2 separate regions of the Homo sapiens genome follow, and region 1 is linked to region 2. Evidence: read pairs that join two places in POLR2A ChIA-PET (ENCODE). Cell type or tissue: Panc1. All regions are shown on one strand. Links, peaks and the distances in the headings refer to the core of each region. The heading gives the core; the rest is flanking DNA.

Region 1 (12,087 bases), core at 2,898-10,897, 62 kb before region 2:
TAAAGGACCCTTGCCCCAAGAATGCATTAAATGACTATCTTTTTAAGCAACCTGTTAAGCTTATTTCTCACAACTGTGTTTTGCTCACTATCGTGTATCAAAGAGTAAAGTTATCCTCTCTGATCAGGGGCAGTGGCTCCTGCCTGTAATCCCAGCACTTTGGGAGGCCGAGGCGGGCGGATCACCTGAAGTCAGGAATTGGAGACTAGCCTGGCCAACATGGTGAAACTCTCTCTACTTAAAAACACAAAAATTAGCCGGGCATGGTGGCTCATGCCTGTAATCCCAGCTACTCCAGAAGCTGAGGCACGAGAATCACTTGAACCTAGGAGGTGGAGGTTCCAGTGAGCCAAGATCGCACCCCTGCCCTCAAGACTGGGTGACAGAGCGAGACTCCATCTCAAAAAAACAAAAGAAAACAAAGTTATCCTCTCCAAGCCCAGGAGTGTCGATCTAGCACCAATGACGGGCAGGTCCACATGCTTTACCAGCTGGCTGTGCCAGAAGTAGGACCAACCTGGCTCATGAAAACTGAGCAGCTTAAACAGGCCCCAGGAGGAGGCCAAGGAGTGTCTGGGGCCGGGCTGGGGTTTCCTCAGGAGAGTCCAGGTCTGCACCCACAGAAAAACACATGATGATGAAGGCTTGCAGCTGCATCCCCAGCAGCACAGCAAAGTTCACTTTGATCTGGAAATTGTTCCAGTAGATGCTTCCAACACCTACCACAGCCCTTATTAAAGTCTCCAATTACCTAGAGACAATCTAATAAACCCAGCAACAATCAGAGTTTGGACTGCTTTAAGCCTGGAGGACTTTCGGCAAATGCATCATTACACAGACCATTTCTGTGATCGCCTGGTACCAAAGTCAAACCCTGTCCACAGTGCATCTTTCTGTTCTCCTGGAGGTAGGGGGCACCCGCGATGGATTGAACCTGGGTGGTAGGTCATTATAACTAGTTTAATTCCGTGCAAGTTTGAAATTTTTCATAATTTTTAAAGCTAAATTAGTCCCTAAGGTACAAATCCAAGAGAAGGAAGTGATGGGCAAGGACTCATCCTGCATCTTAATTTCGCTAAACCAAAAATTATCTTTATCTAAATTAACCCATCAAGAAGAGCCTCACGATAACAATAAACATTTACAAGCCAGAGACTGTGCTAAGAACTACCTGCCGGCCAGGCACGGTGGCTCAAGCCTGTAATCCCAGCACTTTGGGAGGCCGAGGCGGGCGGATCACGAGGTCAGAAGTTTGAGACCAGCCTGGCCAACACAGTGAAACCCTGTCTCTACTAAAAATACAAAAAAGTAGCCGGGTGTGGTGGTGTGCACCTGTAATCCCAGCTACTCAGGAGGCTGAGGCAGGAAAATCGTGTGAACCCGGGAGGCAGAGGTTGCAGTGAGCTGAGATCGTGCCATTGCACTCCAGCCTGGGTGACAGTGCGAGACTCTGTCTCAAAAAAAAAAAAAAAAAAAAAAAGAACTACCTGCCTTGGGTACCTCAGTGTCTAAGGCTGAGGGGAAGTCATCACCAGCACAAAGAAGCTTTGCTGTTTTCTTAGAGGTTTTTCTGAAGGTCATACAACAATTGTAGGTAATGAAACAACTAGGAAGTTGGTAGGAGAGACAAAGGCTGGCAATTGATTTAGAAGGAAACTAACTGGCTTACATTTTAGATGGAATAGTAAGCAAGTTAAGTATATAATAAGCAAGTAAGTATATAGCTTTAAATAAATAGACTAGGCCAGGTGCAGTGGCTCACACCTATAATTCCAGCACTTTGGGAGGCTGAGGTGGGTGGATCACCTGAGGTCAGGAGTTCAAGACCAGCCTGGCCAACATGGTGAAACCCCGTCCCTACTAAAAATGCAAAAATTAGCCGGGTGTAGTGGAGGACACTGGTGGAGGATGCCTGTAATCCAGCTACTCGGGAGGCTGAGGCAGGAGAATCACTTGAACCAGGGAGGTGAGGTTGCAGTGAGCCAAGATTGCGCCATTGCACTCCAGCCTGGGTGACAGAGCGAGACTTTGTCTCAAAATAAATAAATAAATAGACTAAATTTTTCTCCAGTGAAACGGATTGCCCGTAAAATTTTAGAAAAAAAAAGGAAGATGAAGTGTCTACACTCTCCATCCTTGAACAATACTGCAAGTAAAGATCCTCCCGGGTGCTCTATTTAGCTCAAGCCATTACTAGACTGAACTGCAGGAGGAAGCAAGGCCTCACCTCCAGCCAAACATGCAACGGGAAATTCATAACAAGCAATCAGGTATGAATGCAGAAGGGGCTTCCCCAGGAAAAGAAACGAACACAGGAACATTGATAGAGCTAAATCTGCCCAGCCCTGTAGCCTCCAGTGGCCACTTTCCAGCCCCTCTTGCCTGAGGATCCTCAGCAACAAGGTGCCCAGGAACCTGAGGTGGCAGAAACACTACTCCACCCACCCCTCCATCCCTGATACCTGCTGACAGCATTGACCACAAGCCTCAGCTGCTCCTCGGCTGAGGCTGTCTGCTGCTGCCACCGACGCCTGGCCTCCTGAGCACGGCTCAGCTCCAACTGCAGGCCCTGGGGAGGATGCAGCAAAGGACAGGGTCCCTCCCTAAGTCCTGGCTGCAGCCCCGGAACAGGGGCTCCCTTGCCCTCCCCGAGTCTCTAGTAGGCTGACACCAACCTTGGCACCCATACGCTCCACCTCCACCTCTGCGGCTTTGTCCTGCAGGGATCGCTGCAGGATGGCCTGCTCCTGGCTCTGGGATGTCACTTTTTCCTGGAGTGAGGCCACCTGGGGGAGGAGAGAGAGCTAGGCAGGGCCCTCTAGAGCTAAAAGATGAGGGGGGCACTGGAAGCAAAGTGGCAGGTGCAGAGATCTCTGTAAGAATGCCATGCAGGGGCTGGGGGGAGGGGGGGCGGGCGACGGGGGTGGGTTGCAGCACGGTGGCTCACACCTGTAATCCCAGCACTTTGGGAGGCCGAGGCAGATGGATCACTTGAGGTCAGGGGTTCAAGATCAGCCTGACCAACATGGTGAAAGCCTGTCTCTACTAAAAATACAAAAATTAGCTGAGCGTGATGGCATGTGCCTGTAATCCCAGCTACTCGGGAGGCTGAGGCAGGAGAATCACTTGAACCTGGGAGGCGGAGGTTGCAGTGAGCTGAGATCAGGCCACTGCACTCCAGCCTGGTGACAAGAACAAGACTCCTTCTCAAAAAAAAAAAAAAAAAAAAAAGAAAAGAAAAAGAATGAATGCCACGCAGGGAGACAGAAGCTTAGGTTCTGAGGATGGAATCTGAGCCCAGTGTTCCATGTTCCACATTCCATGTGCCCACTCAAAGATGGGAATAGCCCTTGACCCACCCCACAAGACCCACCAACTGACCATGCCACTCTCCTCAGATGCTGTCACCTCCTCAGAGAGGCTGTCTCTGAGCATCCTACCTGAGGCTGACTCACCCCACAGTCTCTCCGTCACATTATCTTTTGAATTTTTCTTACTACTTTCTTTTTTTTTGAGAAAAGATCTCGCTTTGTCACCCAGGCTAGAGTGCAGTGATGGGATCACAGTTCACTGTGGCCTCGCCTCGACCTCCCAGCCTCAGGTGATCCTCCCACCTCATCCTCCAGAGTAGCTGGGACTACAGGAATGAGCCACTATGACCGGCTAATTTTTTGTATTTTTAGTAGAGACGGGATTTCACATGTTGCCCAGGCTGGTCTCGAACTCCTGACCTCCAGTGATCCACCTGCCTCGGTCTCCCAAACTGTTGGCATTACTTGACTGGGCACGGTGGCTCACACCTGTAATCCCATCACTTTGGGAGGCTGAGGCAGGTGAATCACCTGAGGTCAGGAGTTCAAGACCAAAGTGATCGCATTATAGGTGTGAGCCACTGCACCTGGCTTCAATCTTTCTATCGCACATATAATTACCCAACATTATCTGTTTACTTGCGTGTTCTGTGTCTCTGTTCTAGAATGCAAGCTCCACATTTTAGTTTTGTTCAGGGCTGTGTGCCCAGCATGTGGCAACCACTCAATAAACACTGGTTGAATGGATGCCACCTTCATGGAAGGAGCAAGGTGCTGGGAGGGAATACCGGGAGAAAAGAGAGTGCAGTGACCTGTCCCTTCAGCTGCTTAACAGAGTCACTGTGTTCCAGCTCCTGGGCCTTTAGCTGCACCATGAGGGCAAACACCTTCTCCCGCCAGCGGTTCAGCAGGGACTGGCACTTCCTGGTAAACTCAGGCTCCAGGGAATCTGAAGGTTGAACCTGAGGGAGAAGGAGTGGGAGAAAAGTGTGGGCTCCTGGGGGAGGAGAGGAAGGAGGTGGCATCTTTGTTTCTCCTCTGTCCTGCCTGGGCAACATGAGCTACAGCAAGAGGAGTTCACAGGAAGGAGATCTAAGCAGGTTCTGGGGCACATTGACCCCTCCTGCCCACAGGGAGGGAGGCAGGGGACAGTAGATGCAGGATGCGGCTGAGGGTGAGGGGTCTGGGGGTTGGGCTGTACCTTCCTGGTCAGCTCCTCCTCCTGCAGGGCGAGGATGTGTGTGAGGCTCTGCACCCGCACCTGCAGCAGCTCCGCGGTGGCATGCAGGCTGTCCCGGTCCTCCTGCAAGTGCTGCGGGCAGAGGAAAGCAGCCCCTCTGTAGGGCCTCCATGCCGCCTTAGGTACCACCTTCTCTCCCGGAGGCTGTGCTCTACACGCTCCTCCAAGGGCCACGCTTGCCTCCCAACCTGATCCCTAAGTCTGCACACAGATACATTCCTGCACCCTCACCTGCATGGTTTCCAGAAGCTTCTGTCGCTCCAGTTCCCATGTCTGGCTGTGGACCTCAGAAGGCACTTGTTCCCCAACATATTTTCTTAGATTCTCAACCAGGGTCACCTGAGCCTCCAAGTCTTCCTGGGTCTTGCTAGGGTTGGGGTGGGAATGGGACAGCCATCAGTGGGGCGCCCTGCAGATCCACCACATCACTAATTGCTGGGCTCCCGTCGGCGTCCGCCCACCTACCTCAGCTGCTTCCGAAGCAGCTCGGCCTCCCTCTGAGCCTCGGCCAGCTCCTTGGCTTCCCCTGCTCTTCTGGTTTCCAGACTACTCAGAGACTTCTCCAAGCCCTCAGCCTTGCTGGTCAAACTGGAAAGAGCCTCCTCGTGAGCCTGTGTCAAAGAGGACAGCTGCGGAAAGAAGAGGGGGCTCAGCAGAGGCTCGACCCCACATGGAGGCCTTCCTTGTTCCCTTCACTCCCACTTTCTGTGACCTTAGAGAATGACCCAACCAATCAGCCAACTGTGCACAGCAAATGGAGAGCTGGCAACTCACTCTCCGCAGCTGCCCCACAACCCATCAGGAGTTCTTGTCCGATCTCCCCCAAAACATATCTTCACCTCTCTGTCTCCGTCTCCACTGCCACCAACCCTCATCTTTTGCCTGGGCAACAGCGACCATCTCCTAACTAGTCTTTACAAACCCTCAGTGGCTTCTCACAGCATTCACAACAAAACCCAGGTGTCTCTCCACACCTGCAGGCCAGGGGACCCGGCCTCTGCCTACCTCCTGAGCTCACCCTGGAGGCTCTCCCACTGCTCCCCGCTCCGGCCACGGGGAGTCTGCTGAGAACCAGACAGCGGCCCCTCCTTGCTCCACAGACCCCAGGCGATAGCCCCTCCTCAGGGTGGCTTCACTGGGCCCTCTAATACCGTCCCTCCCCACCCTACTCTGCCCCATCAGCTGTTCACGTCCTCCTGAGCACTTAGCACTGACCATATCTTGCTTATGTGTATGTGTTACTATCTGTCGGACCACACTGGAAGGAAAGCTCCAGGAAAGGAGGAATTTTGTGTCTTTTGCTCATGGCACCTCAAAGGGTTGCAGGGGTGTCAGAGCCACCAAGAGTCATGGGATGGACTGGAAAGGAGGGCAAAGTGCCCACCCTGCTTCCTGGTCTGCCTCCTCTAGCCCTGTCTCCATACAACAATAAAATTAATTTGGGGGACATAAATGACAAAATTTTTTAGACATAAAATACAAATCTAATCATGTTATTTCCCTGCTTAAAACCTTTCAACAGGCCGGGCGCAGTGGCTCATTCCTGTAATTCCAGCACTTTGGGAGGCCGAGGTGGGTGGATCACAAGGTCAGGAGATCGAGATCATCCTGGCTAACATGGTGAAACCCCGTCTCTATTAAAATACAAAAAATTAGCTGGGCGTGGTGGCGGGCGCCTGTAGTCCCAGCTACTCGGAAGAATGACTTGAACCCGGGAGGCGGAGCTGGCAGTGAGCCAAGATCGCGCCACTGCACTCCAGCCTGGGCGACAGAGCGAGACTCCATCTCAAAAAAAAAAAAAAAACAACCTTTCAACGGTTGCTTATTACTTGAAAAAACAATTTTTTTTTGTTTGTTTTTTTGGAGATGGAGTTTCACTTTGTTGCCTAGACTGGAGTGCAATGGCACGATCTCAGCTCACTGCAAACGCTGCCTCCCAGGTTCAAGCGATTCTCCTGCCTCACCCTCCTGAGTAGCTGAGATTACAGGCATGAGCCACCACGCCCAGCTAATTTTTGTATTTTTAGTAGAGATGAGGTTTTACCATGTTGGCCAGGCTGGTCTCGAACTCCTGACCTCAAGTGATCCACCCGCCTCAGCTTCCCAAAGTGCTAGGATTACACATGTGAGCAACCATGCCCAGCCCTAATTTCTTCCATAAAATAGAGATGGGGGTCTCGCTTTGTTGCCCAGGCTGGTCTCAAACTCCTGGGCTCAAATGATCCTTCCACCTTGGCCTCCCAAAGTGCTAGGATTACAGGTATGAGCCACTGTGCCCAGCCTGCTCATTGCTCTTATGGGAAAGTAGCAAGTTCTGAAGTGGCCAAAGCCTTGTGCCCTGGGCCCTGGGCTCTGCAGCACACTCAGTGCCCCTCATCTCTGTGCCCCAGCCTTCTGGCCTCCTGTCCCCGCCTTCACCTGTTGTCCCACCAAGTGTCTTCCAGCTACCACTGGACTTCACACGCCTCTTCACTGGCCAACTCCTATTCAGCACAAACGGTAGCTTGTTGTTTTTTTAGTCTCGCTCTGCTGCCCAGGCTGGAGTGTGATGTCAGCTCACTGTAACCTCTGTCTCCCAGGTTCAAGCAATTCTCCTGCCTCAGCCTCCCAAGAAGCTGGGGGATTACAGGCGCCCACGACTATACCCGGCTAATTTTTGTATTTTTTTGTAGAGTTCTTCATGTTGGCCAGGTTGGTCTTTAACTCCTGGCCTCAAGTGATCCGCCCACCTCGGCCTCCCAAAGTGCTGGGATTACAGGCATGAGCCACTGTGCCTGGCCTAGCTTCTTGTTTCTAAGTTTCTTTCATAAATCTCCTTTGTCCATTTTCTGATTGGATTGCTGGTCTTTCCCTTACCAATTTCTAGGCACACATTTTATATTAGGGATATTACCCTTTTCTTGTGATCTGAGCTATAAATATAGCTTTTTTTTTTCTTTTTGGCTATTCCTAATGTTCATGTTATAAAGTCAATGGATCAATTTTTTCCTTTATGGCTTCTAGATTTTGGATTTTGACTCACAGGTAGAAAGGCCTTGCCCACTACAAGGTTATAAAGGAATTCTCCCTTGTTTTCTCCCAGTTCCTTTTTTATTTTATTTTTTGAGACAGAGTCTTGCTCTGTCGCCCAGGCTGGAGTGCAATGGCACAGTCTCGGCTCACTGCAACCTCCACTGCCCAGGTTCAAGTGATTCTCCTGCCTCGGCCTCCCAAGTAGCTGGGATTACAGGTGCGCACCACCACGCCTGGTGAATTTTTGTATTTTTAGTAGAGACAGGGTTTCGCCATGTTGGCCAGGCTGGTCTTGAACTCCTGACCTTGTGATCTGCCTGCTTCGGCCTCCCAAAATGCTGGGATTACAGGCGTGAGCCACTGCGCCCAGGGCTATGGTTTCTTTCCTTGACATGTCAACTGGTTACAGTGGCCTTCCCTGAACCCCAGACTAAGTTAGTGCTTTCTAGTCCTTCTCCTTCAAGGCATTCCTCCTGATTGCAATTAATTATGATTAAATTAAATGTGGATGTGTATATCCCCCACGAGGCTGTCAGTTCCATCCACGAAGGCAGGACTCAGGCTAATTTGGTCACTGAGTCTTAGAGATGGCAAAGAGTAAGTACTGAGTTTGAGGACTGAATAATCTCTCTCTCCCAGTCCACCATAGCCCCCTTATACCCACCTTCCTCACTGCCCTCCACAATACCCCTGATGAATTGGTACCTGGAGTAAAGTAGGGAGGCAAACTATTTCCTACTAGAAAGGGAAGCAGGGCTTCAAGTGGTGGGAGGCCACCTGAGTCTTGGGGGAAAAGTGCAACCTGAATTAAGATAAAAGTACCCAAATTCTCCATCTTTCTAGGCCATGTGTGTTTATTTTCACCAAAGGTCTCATCACTCTACTACTCACTACTCATGGAGGGTCTTTTCTGCAATACCTGTTCTTTGCTTGGAAGCTACTGCCCAGCTCTCCGTTATGAATTTGAATCCTTTCTACCCCTGCATTCACCTGCTCTTGGTGCAGCCTCTGAACCTCTTCCAGCTCCCGCTGGCTCCCCTCTTCCAAGTTCTTCCGGACAACCTCAGCCCCAGCCAAAGCAGCACGCAGGCCCTCAGCCTCAGCTCGGCCGGCCTTCTCCGCCCGTGCCAGAGCCTCTAGCTCCATGGCCTGGGCCTCTAGCCTCATCTTCTGCTGCAGCGAGGTCTCCCGCAGGAGCCGGACCTCCTCCTCCAGCCGCCGCAGCTCTTGCAGCTGCCGAACGATCACCTCAGCCTGCTGGCTCAGGGCCTGTGACCCCTCCAGCCCCCAGGACCTTCAAAGACAGGTTAGTGCAGGTGAGACTTGTCTCCAGTGCTGGAAGGATAGTTGAGGGCATAAACATAGCCAGGAGAAGGAAAAGAGGACCCCTCTGCTTCCGTGTGGGGAGGTGAAGGGGGTGCTGAAGCTGGGGTATGGGGATGTCTGCATTGACATCATCATCATTCATCAAAGCCCTATTGAGCATGTTGAGTCCAGTGCCTGGACTCACAGGACCTAAAGTCTGGCTGAGATCGTGGAACATGATCTCCCTAGAGAGAGCTACATACAGGAGGATTCAACATCAAATGTGTATATCATTAGGCCACACATTCTTTTTGTTTTTTGGTGGTTTTTTTGTCTTATTTATTTTTTTATTTTTAGGCCACACATTTTAAGTGGAAAGGTTGGAAGAACACACAGGGACTTCTCAATTCTAATTTAAGGGCAAGAAGTTTGAGGGAGGAATGGGCATAGAGAGGTCGTAAGCTTCCAGTATCAATATGGTGAGGCCAGGTGCTAGTTAAAAGGCATTTATTGGCTGGGCGCGGTGGCTCATGCCTGTAATCCCAGCACTTTGGGAGGCCGAGGCGGGCGGATCACGAGGTCAGGAGATCGAGATCATCCTGGTTAACACGGTGAAACCCCATCTCTACTAAAAATATAAAAAACTAGCTGGGCATGGTGGCAGGTGCCTGTAGTCCCAGCTGCTTGGGAGGCTGAGGCAGGAGAATGGCGTCAACCTGGGAGGCAGAGCTTGCAGTGAGCCAAGATCTCCCCAGTGCACTCCAGCCTGGGCGACAGAGTGAGACTCCATCTCAAAAAAAAGGCATTTATTGAGTGTTAGGTATACTTTATGAGGAGTCTGAGAGAACAGTACATAAATAACACAGTGCCAGCCTTTAGAGAAATCGTCTACCAATGTCACGTGAAGTTTAATCCAGCTTGGAACATGGCTCCTGAGGCAGCTCTCTGAGACCCAGGACTATAAGAGATTGTTGTTGTTGTCGTTTTTAGAGACAGGGTATCACTGTGTCACCCAGGCCTCAATGCAGTGGCTGGATCATAGGTCACTGCAGTCTTCAACTTCTGAGCTCAAGGGGTCCTACCACCTTAGCCTCCTGAGTAGCTAGGACTACAAATGCATGCCACCACAGCCAGCTAATTATTTTCTGTGGAGACGGAGTCTCGCTTTGTTGCCCACGCTGGTCATGAACTCCTGGGCTCAAGTGATCCTCCTGCCTCAGCTCCCAAAGTGCTAGGATTATAGGTGTGAGCCGCCATATCTGGCTCGCTCTTTCTTTCTTTCTTTAGTAGCAGCGATCTGTAGGCTAGGGAAATTAAGTGACTTGCCAAATGTCCTCTAGCTGGTAGCCAAACTAGAAATAGAGTCTCTGTCTCCTGACACCCAGTCTAGTATTCCTTCTTCATCATGCTGCTTCTTCTAATGTAATCCTATTCTGGAGCAAAATGGCAGAATGATATCCCAGTACATCTGGGAAAAGACACATGAAACAAGAATAAGAATGTTTACAGATAATACGACAGCATGGCCAGCTCCCACAGCATGTCCTCTGTAAAGGCTTTCTTCCATCAGAATGAACCCACACTGCCACAGTGCTGGGTCTCTACCTCTAGTTTGCACTTCTTCATCTTGCCTCATACCATGCTTTACCATCAGCTGGTGGTCAATCTATCTCCCCTCTTAGGATTTTAGATTCCTTATTAATTACAAATTTAAGTCAGGATTTGTCTTATTCACTATTGTTATCCTCATCCCTAGCACTTAGCACACTGCTTTATTATTTATGCACTGTAGGAACTAATTGCTTACATAAAAATGAGTACGTTCTGGAAACTAGGGCCGAAATAGGGTAAGGAGTTTATTCCAGTGAGGAAGGGTCACTAGCAAGCAAGCCTGAGAAAACGGCGTGGATGGATCCCTACCTGCCTCTCCGCCCTGGCTCCTGCCTGTCACTGGAAACATCCCGTTCCCACATGGTCACTTGAGGTCTCTGGGTGTCTAGCCGCCTCTCTGAGACATCTTGATGGCCTGGGGGTTGGACCAGGGGAATGTCTGAGAGCCAGGTGGGAGCCATTCTTGGCAGAGTTGAAAGGGGCCGAGCTTGAAAGTGGGAGGGGGGAATCAGCCCAGTGGAACCTGAAGAATTACAAAAACAAAGATGGTCAGTTTCCCAGGCAGAGACAACCACCACTCCCCTTGTCTGGTCCCACTGACCTGAAGGTGGAAACATCTCCACATTATTTGAAGGCTCTAGATTCTGTCTCCAGCCATCTATGTTCCCCTGGACAAGAGGAGAAACAAAGACACTCCAATTCAATTTTCAGGCCACCTTCCAAAGAGAAAGCCCCTACAATAACAAAGTCATAATCCTTGAATTATAGCCAGGTCCACCCGATGCTTAGCTCTTTTCCTACTTCCCCAAAGTAGGAGATACCCCAAATTCACTTGCTTGTCTCAACCTGGTTCCTCATGGAACCCAAGCAACTATCAAGTGGAGAGAATTTACTGAAAGAGACAGACTGAGAGGGGCTCTGAGGCTTTACTCATACTTTCAGGATTCTGGGCAGTGCCTCTACCCTCCTCCTTAAGTTTCTATGGTCCCTGCTGCTCCTGGCCAGAGGTGAGAAAGGAGGTACACAGTGCAGGGGTCTTGAGCGCCATCTCCAGAGTTCTCTCCATGGCTCAGCAAGGCCTGAGGGAAGCCCATCCAGACACCAGCAGGCCATGACTCTTGGGTCCTTCCCTGTTAAAGTGCTGGCCCAAGGCCTGGCCCCAGCTGAATGTGGCCACATGCAGGGCTAGACCCTCCCCAAGACCTTGGGAATCCAGGCCGCCTAGATCCCCAGGCAGAAAAGCCAGCGTCCTGACATCTTATTCAAATCTTTCCTGCGGCTGTTCTCTCAGCTTCTCTCTACTATCCCCTTAGCTTCCATGCCTGCTGCCCGCCTCCTCTTTCTCGAGTCCTAACACATAGTGGGCACTTTAAGATCTTCCTCCCACCCTCCCACCCTCATTAATCTATTTTTTACCCGAATCTGGGATCCCTACTCCCGTCCCTTTTTACAACCTAATCTACCTTTTTCTGAAGGAATTATTCTGGTCCTGACCCTCACCCCCATCTCTCAATAGCCTGCCCTCGCCCCCTGTACGCTAGCCGGCTCTACTCTCCCACCACTGCTCCCCTAGATACCCGAGGCTTCACCCAGTTAGCCCGTGAGCTC
Region 2 (15,988 bases), core at 4,382-12,381:
GACCTAGAAAGCCTAATGAACATAGCTACTTACATGTCCTAAGCTGTTATTTTAAGGCCAAAATTAAAACATTAAGGGCACATATAAGGTTGGCCATTACTAACCTGAAAAAAAAGATAAATAAATTTCCATGATTAGGTCTTTTCAACATTGCATAGTCCCAAACAATACTGTTTTACAATTAGAGTTTTTGTTGTTGTTGCTGTTTTTAAATAAAAAGAAAGGAAGTTTGGGTGCAGTGGCTCATGCCTGTAATCCCAGCACTTTGGGAGGCCAAGGCGGGCAGATCACGAGGTCAGGAATTTGAGACCAGCCTGGCCAATATGGTGAAACCCCGTCTCTACTAAAAATACAAAAATTAGCTGGGCATGGTGGCACGTGCCTGTAGTCCCAGCTACTCGGGAGGCTGAGGCAGGAGAATCACTGGAACCTGGGAGGCAGAGGTTGCAGTGAGACAAGATTCAGCCACTGCACTCTAGCCTGGGTGACAGAGAGAGACGCCATCTCAAAAAAAAAAAAAAAAAAAAAAAAAAAAAAGAGGATGATCAGGGATTTTCCAAGGGCCCAGGGGAACCTGACATTATTCCCCCTACTAACCAGACAGCTCTATACTAAGACCAGTCCCTTAGAGACTGATACCAAATCTATTATGCTCATGTTATTCAAAAGAATTTGGGAGGCCGGGCGCAGTGGCTCACGCCTGTAATCCCAGCACTTTGGGAGGCCGAGGCAGGTGGATCATGAGGTCAGGAGTTCGAGACCAGCCTGACCAACATGGTGAAACCCCATCTCTACTAAAAATACAAACATTAGCCAGGCGTGGTGGCTTGCACCTATAATCCCAGCTACTCAGGAGGCTGAGGCAAGATAATCACTTGAACGTGGGAGGCGGAGGTTGCAGTGAGCCGAGATCGCACCACTGCACTCCATCCTGGGTGACAGAGCGAGACTCTGTCTCAAAAAAGAATTTGGGGAAATCTAACATAATTAATGACTCTATAATAAGAAATATACCAGCTGGGTGCAACAGTGGCCCTTTGGGAGGCCAAGGTGGGTGGATCACTTGAGGTTAGGAGTTCGAGACCAGCCTGGCCAACATGGTGAAACCCTGTCTCTACTAAAAATAAAAAAATTAGTCGGGTGTGGTGGCGCAGGCCTGTAATCCCAGCTACTTAGGAGGCTGAGGCAGGAGAATCACTTGAGTCCAGGAGGCGGAGGTTGCAGCGAGCTGAGATCATACCAATGCACTCCTGCCTGGGTGATGAGTGAGACTCTGTCTCAAAAAAAAAAAAAAAAAAAAGAAAGAAAAATACCTCCTACCAACAACTTTCCTCCCTTACAATCTAGTCCAGGGTTACTCTTCAAACCTCTTAAGCTTCTACTCCTGTAGTCCTTCCTCACTTGACACACAGTCTTCTGCACCCCGTCCTTATCAGCTTGTTCACCAAACACTCCCTAAAGAGCCCAGTCCTGCTGGGACAACTCATAGCAGAGTATCCTATTGCCCCCCTAAAACAAAAAGCAACCTACTCTCACTCTCTATCTGTATCTCCCTCTCTCAGGTAACACACAGAAAAACAACCAAATCCTCTTAGAGACCTACTTCATGAGTCAGTCTGTCCCAGATATCAGGAAAAAGTCACAAAACTAGTCATAAATCCCCAAGTCCCAATAAATGAACTGCTAAACCTAACTTTTGGTGTCTTTAATTACCAAGACAGAGTGGAAAAGGCACATAGAGATCAAAGGGAAGAAAAGAGAGACAAAAGATAGTCCCAATTTTTGGCCTTCACTCACTATGCGAAAACTCCCACCTCCAGGTCATCCTGAGTGGAACCCAAGGGCTATTCCTGCATTTATAAAAAGCCTGGACACCGGAGCTAAGTAAGTAACAAAGGCCTTCAGGCTTGCAAACCCTCTGGAGCCTGTCATCAATGTGACAAAGAAGGGCAATGGAAGAAGGACTGTCTCCAACTCTGAAGGGAGGAGGGACTCCTAATTCCTTATTGTCCCTGGCTAAAGACTAAAGAGACCAAAGGCAAAAAACAGCTCCTATGTGGCAATCAGCCCCAGTCACAGCAATGGAGCCTCGGATGACCCTGGACATGACAGGCAAAAATATCAATATCCTTTTAAAGACAGAGGCTGGCCTGTCAGTTCTCACTGTCTGCCCTGGGCCTCTGTCTACCAAACACGACACTGTCATTGGTGTTAATAGCAAACTCCAGACTAGGATTTTCACTCTACCATGCAGCTGACCAACTTCTGCTGCAGTAAAACTTAGGGGTGTAGGCCTTTGGTGTGTTTATCAAAAATAAAAAATGATTCCTTTTAAGTCATCACAGAAACTTGAAACAAAGACTCCAAGCTATTCCTATGAAGCACTGGAGGATCTAAGGCTCCTGTCCAAAAACAGCCAAGACCCAAAACATCAGGCAATTAATGTTGCCTCAGCATAAGCTTCTATTCAAGAAAACAACTCACAGTGAAATGTGATGTTTTTATTTTTTTCTTATTTATTTACTGTATTTTAGGCGCTTTTAGTAAAACGACCTTATCTGCTAAAGAAATAATAAACCATACTACTAATTTATAAAAATTAACTCAGTCTTGCTGGCTTTGCATGACTACCAAAATTTAAAAATGTGCAAAACCTGTTTCTCGGGAAGAATGGGCCAACATTCCTATACACCTCCTGGAACAAACTTTGGACCATAATGTGGGAATATCTGACTAAACAAACAATACAAAGAGAGTTCCTTGGACCTGGCCACTGCCAGTTCAAACTTCCATTTTTATCTATGAATAATAGCTTCACTCTGCCAAGGGGAAAATTGCTTTCTTACCTTGCTTTTTACCCAGAGCAATTCCCCTTCTGCCTTTACAGCAACCATGCCAGTTTCACTCCTTTTATAGAAAAACTCCACAAGAGAGTCAGTATATCTAAACCTTTCTCACAGAATCATTTATACACCTCATGATAGAACCCTAAAGGGGGAACTTTATTTCAAAAAGCTTATTAACACCACTCAACTCTACCATCCTCTAATTAGTCCAGTGACCACCAAATTTCCATTACTTTTACCACCTCGATGCAAAATGCTTTTGCAGCACAAATTTCACCATCACATAGAATTTGCTTGTGTTGGCCGGGCGCAGTGGCTCACGCCTGTAATCCCAGCACTTTGGGAGGCTGAGGCGGGTGGATCACGAGGTCAGGAAATTGAGACAATCCTGGCCAACATGGTGAAACCCTGTCTCTACTAAAAATACAAAAATTAGCTAGATATGGTGGCATGTGCCTGTAATCCCAGCTACTCAGGAGGCTGAGGCAGGAGAATCGCTTGAACCAGGGAGTCGGAGGTTGCAATGAGCTGAGATCGCACTACTGTACTCCAGCCTGGCGACAGAGTGAGACTGTCTCAAAAAAAAAAAAAAAAAAAGAATTTGTTGGTATTTGTGGATCTTCAGCACGTCTACAACTCCCTCCACAATGGAAGGGACGATGTCCCATAGTTTACATTTCCCCTTATCTACCTTTTGCGTTGGCTAACAAATCTCTCCCTTTCCCCATGTACCAACATCACAAGATCCACCGCTGAGCAGGATTCCTTGTTCCCTTGGGATTAATGCTATCCTCTCTATCGGGACTAGCAGAGCCAGCCACAGAGACAGAGCCTTGGGAACCCAGCATAAACTGTCTCAGGAGACCACAGTGGCCCTCTGACAAACAGCAGAGAGCCTCACTAGACTTCAGCAACAGCTGGACTTCCTGGCAGTCCTACAAAACCGAAGAGCCTTAGACCTTCTCACAGTTGGACAACGAGGAACATGTTTGTATCTAGAAGAAGAATGTTGTTTTCGCATCAATCAAATTACAAATATATATTAATAGCATTTTCTTGGAATAAGAAAATCATTACCCAGGCAGACAAAATTGAATATTTAGGAGCTTCCGTGGGAACTTGGAAGCAATGGCTGTTTTCTGCCTTGCTCCCTTTAACAATGCCAGTCATTACCATATGTTTAGCTCTAACTTTTGGTCCAACTTTGTTTAAAATGCTGATTTCCCAGCCTGGCCAACATGTCGAAACACTGTCTCTACTAAAAATACAAAAAATTAGCCAGGTGTGGTGGCAGGCGTCTGTAATCTCAGCTACTTGGGAGGCTGAAGCAAGAGAATTACTTGAACCTGGGAGGCAGAGGTTGCAGTGAGCTGAGAGCTGAGATCACTCCATTGCACTCCAGCCTGGGCATCAGAGCCAGACTGTCTCAAAAAAAAAAAAAAATTGCTGATTTCTTGCTTTGTCACCTACAGCAAATCCCGGTTCATGTGATGGTTTTGCAAGGCTTCCAACCTTTGGCTGCTAATTAGCTATCTCACATCTTGCCCACCAGTCCCCTGAAAGACATGGCTTACACACTGTTAGACTAGGCAGGAAAAGACTTCAGGGCCCAGGTTAGGCAAGGACAATGCCGCACTCAGCAGGAAGCAGCTCTGGAAGAAATGACCTAGCCTCTCATCCTCCCGTATGATTATGGGTCCTAAGATCTTTTAGGGAGGAATTGAGGCAGGATAGGGAGTCAAGGAAGTAACTGTGTCCTTGGGATGCAGCAACAGTGATAACCATACAGACAACACAATAAGCTCCAGCATTCACATTGTAGACCAGCTCATTCAAGCAAAGCTATCTCCAGTAGGGAATTTACCCTGTAGAGAGCATGCGCATTTTGATTTTACCTACCGTCAAACTGACCCTTAGCTCATTACAATAGTAAGAAACACACACCTGGGTGGAGATTTAAGATGCTTATGAGACATGAGATGCATGAACAAGCATGTATAGCTACTGCACATGTGCATCCAGAGGACCACCCACCCAGAGGACCACCCAGAACATGCTGACTAGTAACACCTCTTCCCACCTCCTTATGAATAATCATGTAAGACCCCCATAAAGGGAGTTTCTGCAGCAATAATCAATGCTGTCTCATCCTTAGGAGCAGCCCACCCTGAATCCTCTCTCTCAGGGCATACTATCTATTCTGCACTTAACTTTCAAAATATCATTTTTCCTTTGCAATAAATTGCTCTGTACTGCATCTCCTTTGCTGTGTGTCCCTTGTTTACATTCTTTTAAATGAAGAAGACAAAGACAGAGGTATCACAGATGTCATCAACAGAACCTCTATGTCCTCCTTAGGAAAGTGAAATGAGCACCCAATGCCCAGATTTTGGTTATAATACATCAATCTCCAATAGAAGGAACCAGGGCTCCTTAGAAAAATAGCTGATTCTAGGGGTGAAGTAGGAAAAATACAAGATAAGCCTGGAACATCTTGAAATGCTACAAAAGAACTGGGCATGGTGGCTCACGCCTGTAATCCCAGCACTTTGGGAGGCTGAGGCAGGCGAATCACAAGGTCAGGAATTCGAGACCAGCCTGGTCAACATGGTGAAACCCCATCTCTACTAAAAATACAAAAAATTAGCCAGGCGTAGTGGTGGGCACCTGTAATCTCAGCTACTCGGGAGGCTGAGGCAGGAGAATAGCTTGAACGTGGGATGCAAGACCAGGAAGACTCAATATTGTTAATATGTCATTTCTTCCCAACCTGATCTATAGAATCAATGCAATCCCAGTCAAAACCCCAGGACGTTATTTTGTGTATACTCACAAGCTGATTTAAAAATTTATATGGAGAGGCCGGGCACAGTGGCTCATGCCTGTAATCCCAGCACTTTGGGAGGCCGAGGTGGGCAGATGACCTGAGGTCAGGAGTTCAAGACCAGCCTCGCCAACATGGTGAAACCCCGTCTCTACTAAAAATACAAAAATTAGCTGGGTGTGGTGGCGGGTGCCTGTAATCCCAGCTACTTGGGAGGCTGAGGCAGGAGAATCGCTTGAACCCAGGAGGTGGAGGTTGCAGTGAGCTGAGATTGCACTCCAGCCTGGGCAACAGGAGCGAAACTCTGTCTCAAAAAAACAAAAAACAAACAAACAAAAAAGGTTTATATGGAGAGGCAAAAGGCCTAGCCAGCACAATATAGAAGGAAAACAAAGTCAAAGTACTGCCACACCTGACTTCAAGACTTTCTATAAAACTGCAGTAATCCAGACAGATAATTGGTATAGTCATTGCTGGAAGGAGTATGAAGGTTCCTCAAAAAATTAAAATATAGAACTACCATATGATCCAGCAATCCTACCACTGAATATATATTCAAAGGATATAAAATCTGTGTGTCAAAGAGATGTCTGCACTTCCATGTTCATTGCAGCATTATTCTTTCTTCTTTCTTTAGAGTTAGGGTGTCACTGCATTGCCCAGCTTGGTCTCAGAATCCTGGCCTTAAGTGGTCATCTTGCCTCAGCCTCCTGAGTAGCTGGATTCCATGTGCGAGCCACCACACCTGGCTGCAGTGTTATTCTCAAGAGCCAAGATATGGAATCAACCTAAGTATCCATTAATGGATGAATGTATAAAGAAAATGTGGTATATATACACAGTGGGATACTATTCAGTCAACAACATGAATGAACCTAGAAGACATTATGTTAAGTGAAATAAGCCAGGCGCAAAAAGACAAACATGATCTCACATATATGTGGAATGTAAAAAAAGCCAAACTCATATACATGGTGAGTAAACCGGTAGTTGTCAGAGGCTGGGAGGTGGGAGGATTGGGGAGGGGTAAGCAAATGACACAAAATTTCTTTTCTTTCTTTCTTTTTTTTTTTTTAAAGACAGAGTCTCGGCTGGGCGCAGTGGCTCAAGCCTGTAATCCTAGCACTTTGGGAGGCCGAGGCAGGCAAATTGCCTGAGCTCAGGAGTTAGAGACTAGCCTGGGCAACATGGTGAAACCCTGTCTCTACTAAAATACAAAAGAAATTAGCCGGGTGTCGTGGCATGCGCCTGTAGTCCCAGCTACTCGGGAGGCTGAGACAGGAGAATTGCTTGAACCCGGGAGGTGGAAGTTGCAGTGAGCTGAGATTGCACCACTGAACCACTGAACTCCAGCCTGGGCAACAGAGAGAGACTCTACCAAAAAAAAAAAAAAAAAAAAAAAAAAAAGACAAGAGTCTCTCTCTGTCACCCAGTCTGGAGTGCAGTGGCATGATCTTGGCTCATTGCAGTCTCTGAATCACTCGGGTTCAAGTGATTCTTGTGCCTCAACCTCCCAAGTAGCTGGGACTATATGCATGTGACACCACATCCAGCTAATTTTTGTATTTTTAGTTTCACCATGTTGACCAGTCTGGTCTCGAACTCCTGACCTCAAGTGATCCACCCGCCTCGGCCTCCCAAAGTGCTGGGATTACAGGCATGAGCCATCATGCCCGACCAACACAAAATTTCAATTAGATAGGAAGAATAAGTTTAAGAGATCTATTGTACTTTATGGTGATTAAACTTAGTAACCACATATTGTATATTTCAAAATTATAAGATAAATTATTTGAAGCATTATTACCACAAAAAGTATGTGAGGTAATGTATATGTTAATGGCTTGCTTTAGCCATTTTACAATGTATACGTATATGAAAACATGATGCTATACACCCAAATATAACTTTTATTTGTCAACCAAAATAATTTAATTTAAAAAAGACAGTGTTGTATTGGCAAAAGAATAGACAAATAGATCAATGAAACAGAATAGAGAACCAAGAAATAGACCCACGTAAATACAGATAAAGGAGCAAAGACAATACAGTGGAGAAAAGACTGTCTTTTCAATAAATGGCACTGGAAAAACTGGACATCCACATGCAAGAAAAGTGAAATGAAAAGAGCTCTCTTGAAAGGTTGTTGTGAAGGTCATCTGTGACAGGAACAAAAAGTGCCCAGCAGGGTCTCTGACAGCAAGCTCCTACATTAATCTAATGGCTGGACTTCAATAGCCTTAGCCCCGTCTCCATAAAACTTTGCTATGAAGGCTACAATGATTCCTGTCAGTCATGCAGTCCTACTAACCTGCTGGGTAGGATACAATATCGAAGGGGCCAGTATACTGCCCTCAGGGGGCTCTGTGGCCTCTTGACCTTGTGGATGATGCTGACCATAATGTTCTGCTTGTCCCTGGCTGAAGACAGGCCCCTCCTGCAGAGGCCAGGCATGAATGCACATCTGAGTAAGACTCTATTATGACTCAAGAATAACAAACATAAATAAATAAACATGATAACATAACAAACTAGGTTTCATTTTCTGCTGCTGTAACAGAATACCACAGACTGGGCAATTTATTAAAATATGTATTTCTTACAGTTCTGGAGGCTGGGAAGTCCAAGAGCATGGTATCAGCATCTTGTGGGGGCCTTCCTGTAGTGTCATCCCATGGTGAAAGAGGTAGGGCAAAGGGGCCAAACATACTTTTTATCAGGAGCCCACTCCCACAATAATGACATTAATCTATTCAACCTAATCAACTCTTAAAGGTCTCCCCTCTTAATACTATCAGAATAGCAATTAAATGTCAACATGAGTTTTGGGGGGTCATTCAAACTGTCAGAGGCATGTGAACCAGAGCAACTCCATCTTGAATAGGGGCTGAGTAAAATAAGGCTGAACCCTACTGGGCCACATTCCCAGACGGTTAAGGCATTCTAAGTCATAGGATGAGACAGAAGGTCAGCACAAGATACAGGTCCTAAAGACCTTGCTGATAAAATGGGTTGCAGTAAAGAAGCTAGCCAAAACCCACCAAAACCAAGATGGTGATGAGAGTGACCTCTGGTCGTCCTCACTGCTACACTCCCACCAGCACCATGACAGTTTACAAATGCTGTGGCAACGACAGGAAGTTACTCTATATGGTCTAAAAAGGGAAGGCATAAATAACCCACCCCTTGTTTAGCATATCATCAAGAAATAACCATAAAGATGGGCAACCAGCAGCCCTCAGGGGTGCTCTGTTGATGGAGTAGCCATTCTTTTGTTCTTTTACTTTTCTAATAAACTTGGTTTACTTTACTCTATGGACTTGCCCTGAATTCTTCCTTGTGCAAGATCCAAGAGCCCTCTCTTGGGGTCTGAATCAAGACTCCTTTCCTGTAACAAAACCTTAGCATTAGGTAATCTGTGGTTTACTTTTTTTTTTTTTTTTTTTTTGAGACAGAGTTTCTACTCTTGTTGCCCAGGCTAGAGTGCAATGGCACGATCTTGGCTCAACGCAACCTCCACCTCCAGGGTTCAAGCGATTCTCCAGCCTCAGCTTACCGAGTAGCTGGGATTACAGGCATGTGCCACCATGCCTGGCTAATTTTGTATTTTTGGTAGAGATGGGGTTTCTCCATGTTGGTCAGGCTGGTCCCAACCTCAGGTGATCCTCCTGCCTTGGCTTCCCAAAGTGCTGGGATTACAGGAGTCAGCCACCGAGCCTGGCCTGGTTTATGTATATTTATCTTTATTCCTACATTTCCATGATTATGAGATTCACAGTTCATCCAATAGACTTGAACTGACCCAATGCCCAGCACTTTCTTAAGTTCTTACAGATGAACAAAGCTAATATTCACAGATTCTATTTATTTATGGCTTAGGACTACCTACTGTAAATTACTGGGGGCCAGTCCATTTTGGAGTTCATAACCTAAAGCAGAAACTCAGGTGGCTAATATGTTACTTTCATGAAGGATTGTTATGAGTGTATCATTTCAATTGTCTTGCAGAAGCCTCATTTGTTCTGTTAGATACAGTAAGTTCCTCTTCAAAGGTTCAGCTTCTTCAACTTCCTTGTTCTTTGTTTTCTATTTCTAAAACCCAACTTCCTTGTACTCTCTTGTTCCTAGTTACCCGCTCTGTAAACACCAACTCCCACCAGTTCCAATCTGTAACTTGCAGAGGGCTCTTCCTGCCTTTGCCATGCCCTGACATGTTTTGCACAGTAAAGGATGGCCTCTCTCTTCTCGCTGAAACAGCCCTTCCCGCCCTACTTACTCACACTCCTGCTCCATTTGAAATAGCCAATTGGGATCAGCTTAGATTGTGCAGTCTGACTTCAGCAAATGGGGACAGGACACAGTAGCAGGGGCTGATTGCGTTAGGGATAAAACCCGCTTCTGTCCATTGTTCGGTGTGCTCTCACAGCAGCCAGAAGTGCAAGCAGCACCCTTCTGCAGAAGTAAACTTGCCTTGCTGAGAAATCCTTTTGTTTGAGTGCTTGTCTTCTTTGCGACTCCAAGCTCTTGTTTTTTTTTTTCTAAATAGCTGCTATCTTTTTGTTTTTGTTTTTGTTTTTGTTTTTTTTGAGATGGGGTCTCACCTTGTTGCCCAGGCTGGAGTGCAATGGTGTGATCTCAGCTCATTGCAACCTTGGCCTCCTGGGTTCAAGTGATTCTCCTGCCTCAGTCTCCCGAGTAGCTGGGATTACAGGTGTGTGCCACCATGCCTGGCTAATTTTTTGTATCTTTAGTACAGATGGGGTTTCTCCATGTTGGCCAGGCTGGTCTTGAACTCCTGACCTCATGATCTGCCTGCCTTGGCCTCCCAAAGTGCTGTGATTACAGGCATGAGCCAATGTGCCCAGCCTCTTTTTTTTTTTTTTTTTTGAGACGGAGTTTCACTCTGTTGTCCAGGCTGGAGTGCAGTGGTGTGATCTTGGCTCACTGCAACCTCTGCCTCCTGCCTCAGCCTCCCGAGTAGCTGGGATGACAGGTGCCTGCCACCATGCCTGGCCAATTTTTGTATTTTTAGTAAAGACAGGGTTTTGCCATGTTGGCAAGGCTGGTCTCCTGACCTCAGGTGATTCACCCACCTCGGCCTCCCAAAGTGCTAGGATTACAGGCATGAGCCACTGCACCTGGCCCCTTGTTTTTAATTTACAAATGTAATTAATTTAGCTTTGTAAACCAAAAAGTGACTGAGGCAGATCTCAATCAATTCGGTGTTCATTTTGCCAAGGTTGAAAATATGCTGGGGGAAAAGAAACATAAGCCACAATAGGACCTGTGACCTGTGCTTTTTCCAAGGAGGATTTTGGGACCTTCAATATTTAAAGGAGAAAGGGCAAGCAGGAGAGGAAAGAAAAAAAAAGGAAGGACAGGTAGGCAATGATGCGAGTGGTTACATACTTGTGAGGCTGTGATTAGTCCTTAGTGAATCTACATTTTACATGTGAAAAGAAGGGAGGGAGGAAGAAGTCAGTTATGCATTCACATCATGTTCAGTAAATCTATATTTTACATAAGCTAAAGTAAGCATGTAAAATTACAGTTATATGTTTGGGAACAAAAGGAAGGCAAATTTTGCATGACTCAGTTTCCAAGCTTAATTTCTTGCATAGCAGTTTGGGGTCCTGAGATTCTATTTTCTTTTCACATTTCTCCCTTGTTATTCAAAATCTTTCAGAGAAAGCATGGTAGAAGAAAATGGGTGTCTGCTCATGGGTTTAGTCTAACCTCTTCTGCTAGAATGATTTATTCCTGGAAGATTAGATCCCATGTTGCTAGGAAGGCTTATTCTTAGGGGCTTGTAAAGTCTCTTGTCCCATGGAGAAAAATAGAGGGAGGAAGAGAGAAAGAAAAAAGGGAAAGAGAGAAAGAAAAAAGGGAAAAAGAGAAACAAAAGGGAGGGACCAAGACCAGATTATAGAAACAAATGGAATGCAATCCTGGAAAAGTAATTTAGGATATGCTACCGAGAAGTCCATACTTCAGTAGGCAGGCACAAAGGTGGGGTGTGTGAGGCTCTGATTAGTGCTCAGTGAATCTACATTTTATAGGTGAAAAGAAGGGAGTAGAGAAAAAATCTATTATGCATTTGTCTTGCACTTAGTAAGTCTACATTGTACATAAGAAAAAGTAAGCTTGTGAAAATACAGTTATCTGCAAATGCTACTATTTCTGCTATTACGCTACAAAGTTTAAATTTTCTAGCTTCAGTTTGCAGGGCTGTAAGAAAAGCACAGTTTTAATTTCTAGTGATTCCAAGTGAGAAAAATGGGAGAAATTTTTCTTTTGAAAATGTTACTTTGGAGACTTATAGCCAGGGAAGAATTCAGGATCTAGTCTGAATAAATTGTAGACAAATAGTGAAAACTGAAAAACAATGGACAAGGCTAGAATCTTATAATGAGTATACTATAATTTTCTTTGAAATAATTTTTCTCTCTCCAGTCCCCTATTTTTACCAAAATCAAAATCATAGTGGGACCAACGTATCTGCAAAATAAGTTTTAGTCTTATTATACTTGGTCTGATTATTTGCATAAAGCGCAGCAAGAATAATTATTGGCCAATAGGCTCTTTTTTTTTTTTGAGACAGAGTTTCCACTCTTGTTGCCCATGCTGAGTGCAATGGTGCAATCTCAGCTCACTGCAACCTCTGCCTCCCGGGTTCAAGCGAGTCTCCTGCCTCAACCTCCCGAGTAGCTGGGATTACAGGCATGCGCCACCAAGCCCAGCTAATTTTGTATTTTTAGTCAGGACGGGGTTACTCCATGTTTGTCAAGCTGGTCTCGAACTCCCAACCTCAGGTGATCCATCCGCCTTGGCTTCCCAAAGTTCTGGGATTACAGGCCTGAGCCACTGTGCATGGCCCTAGGCTCTTTTTGAATTGGTTTTGCTAGAGCTTTTCATAAGGAATCTCAGATTAGAGTTTTTCTTGAGTCCAGCCAAGGATTTATCTGTGCCTGCAGATACTTGTATGAATGAGGTAAATTTCTGTCTTCTCAAGGTCTCAAAATAACGTGTGGTTCCTAGGTCTGTGAGAAAGTGATATTCTTACTTACTACCTGTCAGGAACCCTGTAAAGGAAATGCGTAGACAAAGTATGAGGTCAGTTTTTCCAAGGGTTTTTTTTTTTTTTAATCAGTTCTATAACATCAATCTCAAGTTCTCAAAGCAGTCTGCTTATATCTTAAAATATGGCATTCTAGCCAAAGCCTTGGTAAAATAATCAGTGTCAAAATTATGTCCTGTTAAGAAAGAAAACAGATTTTTATTAAACTCATGCAACTAAGTATATTGCCATAAATCATGAATACTCAGAAATAAGGCCAGGCGTGGTGGCTCATGCCTGTAATCCCAGCACTTTGGGAGGCTGAGGCAGGCAGATCATGAGGTCAGGAGATCGAGACCAGCCTGACCAACATGGTGAAACCCTGTCTCTACTAAAAATACAAAAATTAGCCAGGCGTGGTGGCGGGTGCCTGTAATTCCAGCTACTCAGGAGGCTGAGACAGGAGAATCACTTGAACCCGGGAAGCAGACATTGCAGTGAGCTGAGATCGCCCCACTGCACTCCAGCCTGGGAGATAGAGCAAGACTCCTTCTCAAAAAACAAACAAACAAACAAAATCTCAGAAATAGTTTCTGAATTCTGGAGAAATCAGGTAGAGAGAAAGAAATATGCCTCAAATTTTGCTTACAAGAGTACGCTTCATTGTGAAAAGCTGTAAATGTTCAAAAGAAAAGTTTTCTTGACTCTGAAAAACAAAGCAAAAAGAATCAGCAATGTTTCCAACAAAAAAAGTTATAAAAGATTATTTTGGCCAGGCGTGGTGGCTCACCTGTAATCCCAGCACTTTGGGAGGCCAAGGCGGGTGGATCAGAAGGTCAGGAGTTTCAGACCAGCTTGGCCAACATGGTGAAACCCCATCTCTACTAAAAATACAAAAAATTAGCTGAGCGTGGTGGTGCACATCTGTAGTCCCAGCTACTTGGGAGGCTGAGGCAGGAGAATCACTTGAACCCAGCAGGTGGAGGTTGATGGTGAGCTGAGATCATGCCACTGCACTCCAGCCTGGGCAACAGAGCGAGACTCCATCTCAAAATAAATAAAATAAAATAAAATAAAATAAAATAAAATAAACCCCTCTAACTAGGCAGAATTACTTTTCCTTTAACAAAAGCCCTATTTCCATGCCTTCTTATGTTTCTACCAAAAACCACATTCTACTTTTCTTTGCATGTTGCTTGTAGAATTATTTATCTTATATCTAGTAATTTAAATTACATCTATGAATTGTAATGTTAACTCTTAGTAACTCTTATTTTTAGTGAAAAAACTAGGAGGTACACAATTTTAATTAGTACCTCCTGCAGAACGCAATCTCGGCTCACTGCAACCTCCGCCTCCCAGGTTCAAGCGATTCTCCTGCCTCAGTCTCCCAAGTAGCTGGGACTACAGGTGTGTGCCACTACGCCCGGCTACTTTTTTTTATTTTTAGCAGAGATGGAGTTTCACCATGTTACCCAGGACGGTCTCAATCTCCTGACCTTGTGATCCGCCCTCCTTGGCCTCTGAAAGTGCTGGGATTACAGGCGTGAGCCACCGTGCCCGGTCTATCATAGGATCTTATAAGGAGATCAACTGCATTTAGATAGGTGCTTTTAATTTGGCCTGTATCTTTTAACTGGACCATTGAACTCAGGGTAGAGCCCACACTGAATTTTCAGTGCCCAGAAAGAGAGTAATGCCATGGGGACCTGGCCATACAATATTTTTAGTGTGTTTTGCTACAAAAACTTTCTCTCAAGGCTGGTGGGCAACCCAGTGCCAATCAGCCCACTCTGTGATCAGCCCATTTCCCAGCCATTGTATACGCCAAAGTCAAGTTTTCTCACAATATAAAGTGATTTCTGATCCCATTCAAAGCCAAAATCAGGTCATGCAAGGCAAAGGAACAGAGTTTTTGACCTGAGAGGATTTTGTCCTCTCTTGGATTCCCTCTTGGGATTCCCTGAGGAAAAAACAGCAGTTTCTCACAAAAATGCGTCTGTGGTGCCTTTTGCATTTTTCTTAAGGGATCCCAGGCTATTAGAATTTTATTTAATTTAATTTTTTTCTTATGTGGCACCAAGGTTGGCAAGAGGAAGGAGGGGCTGATAGAAATAAATAGGGGAGGCCGGGCGCAGTGGCTCATGCCTGTAATCCCAGTACTTTGGGGGGCCGAGGTGGGTGGATCACTAGGTCAGGAGTTCGAGATCAGCCTCGCCAATATAGTGAAACCCCGTCTCTACTAAAAATACAAAAATTAGCTGGGTGTGGTGGCAGGCGCCTGTAGTCCCAGCTACTTGGGAGGCTGAGGTGGGAGAATCGCTTGAACCTGGGAGGTGGAGGTTGCAGTGAGCTGAGACCACGCCATTGCACTCCAGCCTGGGTGACAGAGTGAGACTCCGTCTCAAAAAAAAAAAAAAAAACAAAGAAATAGGGAAACAGAGGAAGTGCATGTGGCTAGCAGGGGGTTGAAAAAGAGAGACATTTAGTTGACTGAGAAATGTTTACCCAGGGAGAAAAGAGACCTTAAAGCAATATGTACACACTGAAGTCTAAAATATCAGTTTTAATTAAGTCAAATTTTGACTATAGAGCTCTAAAAAAATCCTTTGACATCTCTTATTACCAGATTTTAGCCAGGAGGAACAGTTGATATTCCTGGCTTTTCACCTTCTTTACCAAAAGGTATCCTCCCAAGTGCCTTAACCAAAGTTATGACTATTAGGCCACAAGGTGGGTGGCCCTTAGTTGTTCCCTGATGAGGTGGCAAACCTGAGCCATGGCAGAAGTGTTTAATGTTTTTTTTTTTAGTTTTGCTCTGTTGCCCAGGCTGGAGCACAGTGGTGTGATCTCGCCTCACTGCAGCCTCCGCCTCTCAGGTTCAAGCGATTCTCCTGCCTCAGCCTCCTGAGTAGCTGGGACTACAGGTGCCCACCACCACACCCGACTAATTTTTGTATTTTTAGTAGAGACAGGGTTTCACCATGTTGGCCAGGATGGTCTCAATCTCTTGACCTCGTGATCTGCCCATCTCGGCCTCCCAAAGTGCTGGGATTACAGGCATGAGCCACCGCACCCGGCTGAGAAGTGTTTAATTTTAACTACCAGAAGTGTTTGAAGTGATTTTTTTGCTCTTAATTTAGTCAAGGGAATTTTTGAAGACTAGCCATGACACTACTATGTGTCCTTTTAAGACTTGATGTTTTCATTAATTGTTTAGAATAAGAAATCTCTGAAATCTTTAATAGCCCACAGAGAGAG

Evidence for each region. Peaks named below come from ENCODE experiments on the same cell type or tissue, not always from the same donor. Only the 100,000 strongest peaks of a DNase experiment are listed, where the experiment ranks them.
Region 1: POLR2A ChIA-PET joins it to region 2 with 17 read pairs; 6 of 35 experiments call an interaction of 5 or more read pairs at or near these places.

Annotation. Positions count from the first base shown.
Region 1 is chr6:31,145,943-31,158,029 of GRCh38, forward strand. CCHCR1 (coiled-coil alpha-helical rod protein 1) reads right to left here and starts at 11,860. Exons shown (of 18, transcript NM_001105564.2): 1 at 11,443-11,860; 2 at 11,081-11,147; 3 at 10,789-11,002; 4 at 8,554-8,857; 5 at 5,017-5,180; 6 at 4,783-4,918; 7 at 4,513-4,623; 8 at 4,124-4,273; 9 at 2,676-2,786; 10 at 2,463-2,569. The coding sequence starts at 11,658. RefSeq lists enhancers at 9,752-10,367, 11,101-11,601, 11,602-12,087. In Panc1, for the core only: no CTCF peak of the experiment used is centred there; no DNase peak of the experiment used is centred there.
Region 2 is chr6:31,206,594-31,222,581 of GRCh38, forward strand. No RefSeq gene overlaps it. Among named protein-coding and RNA genes, the nearest start is that of HCG27, 17 kb to the left of the region's middle. RefSeq lists enhancers at 4,379-5,373, 9,197-10,098 and a silencer at 5,875-6,060. In Panc1, for the core only: no CTCF peak of the experiment used is centred there; a DNase peak (open chromatin) is centred at 8,028.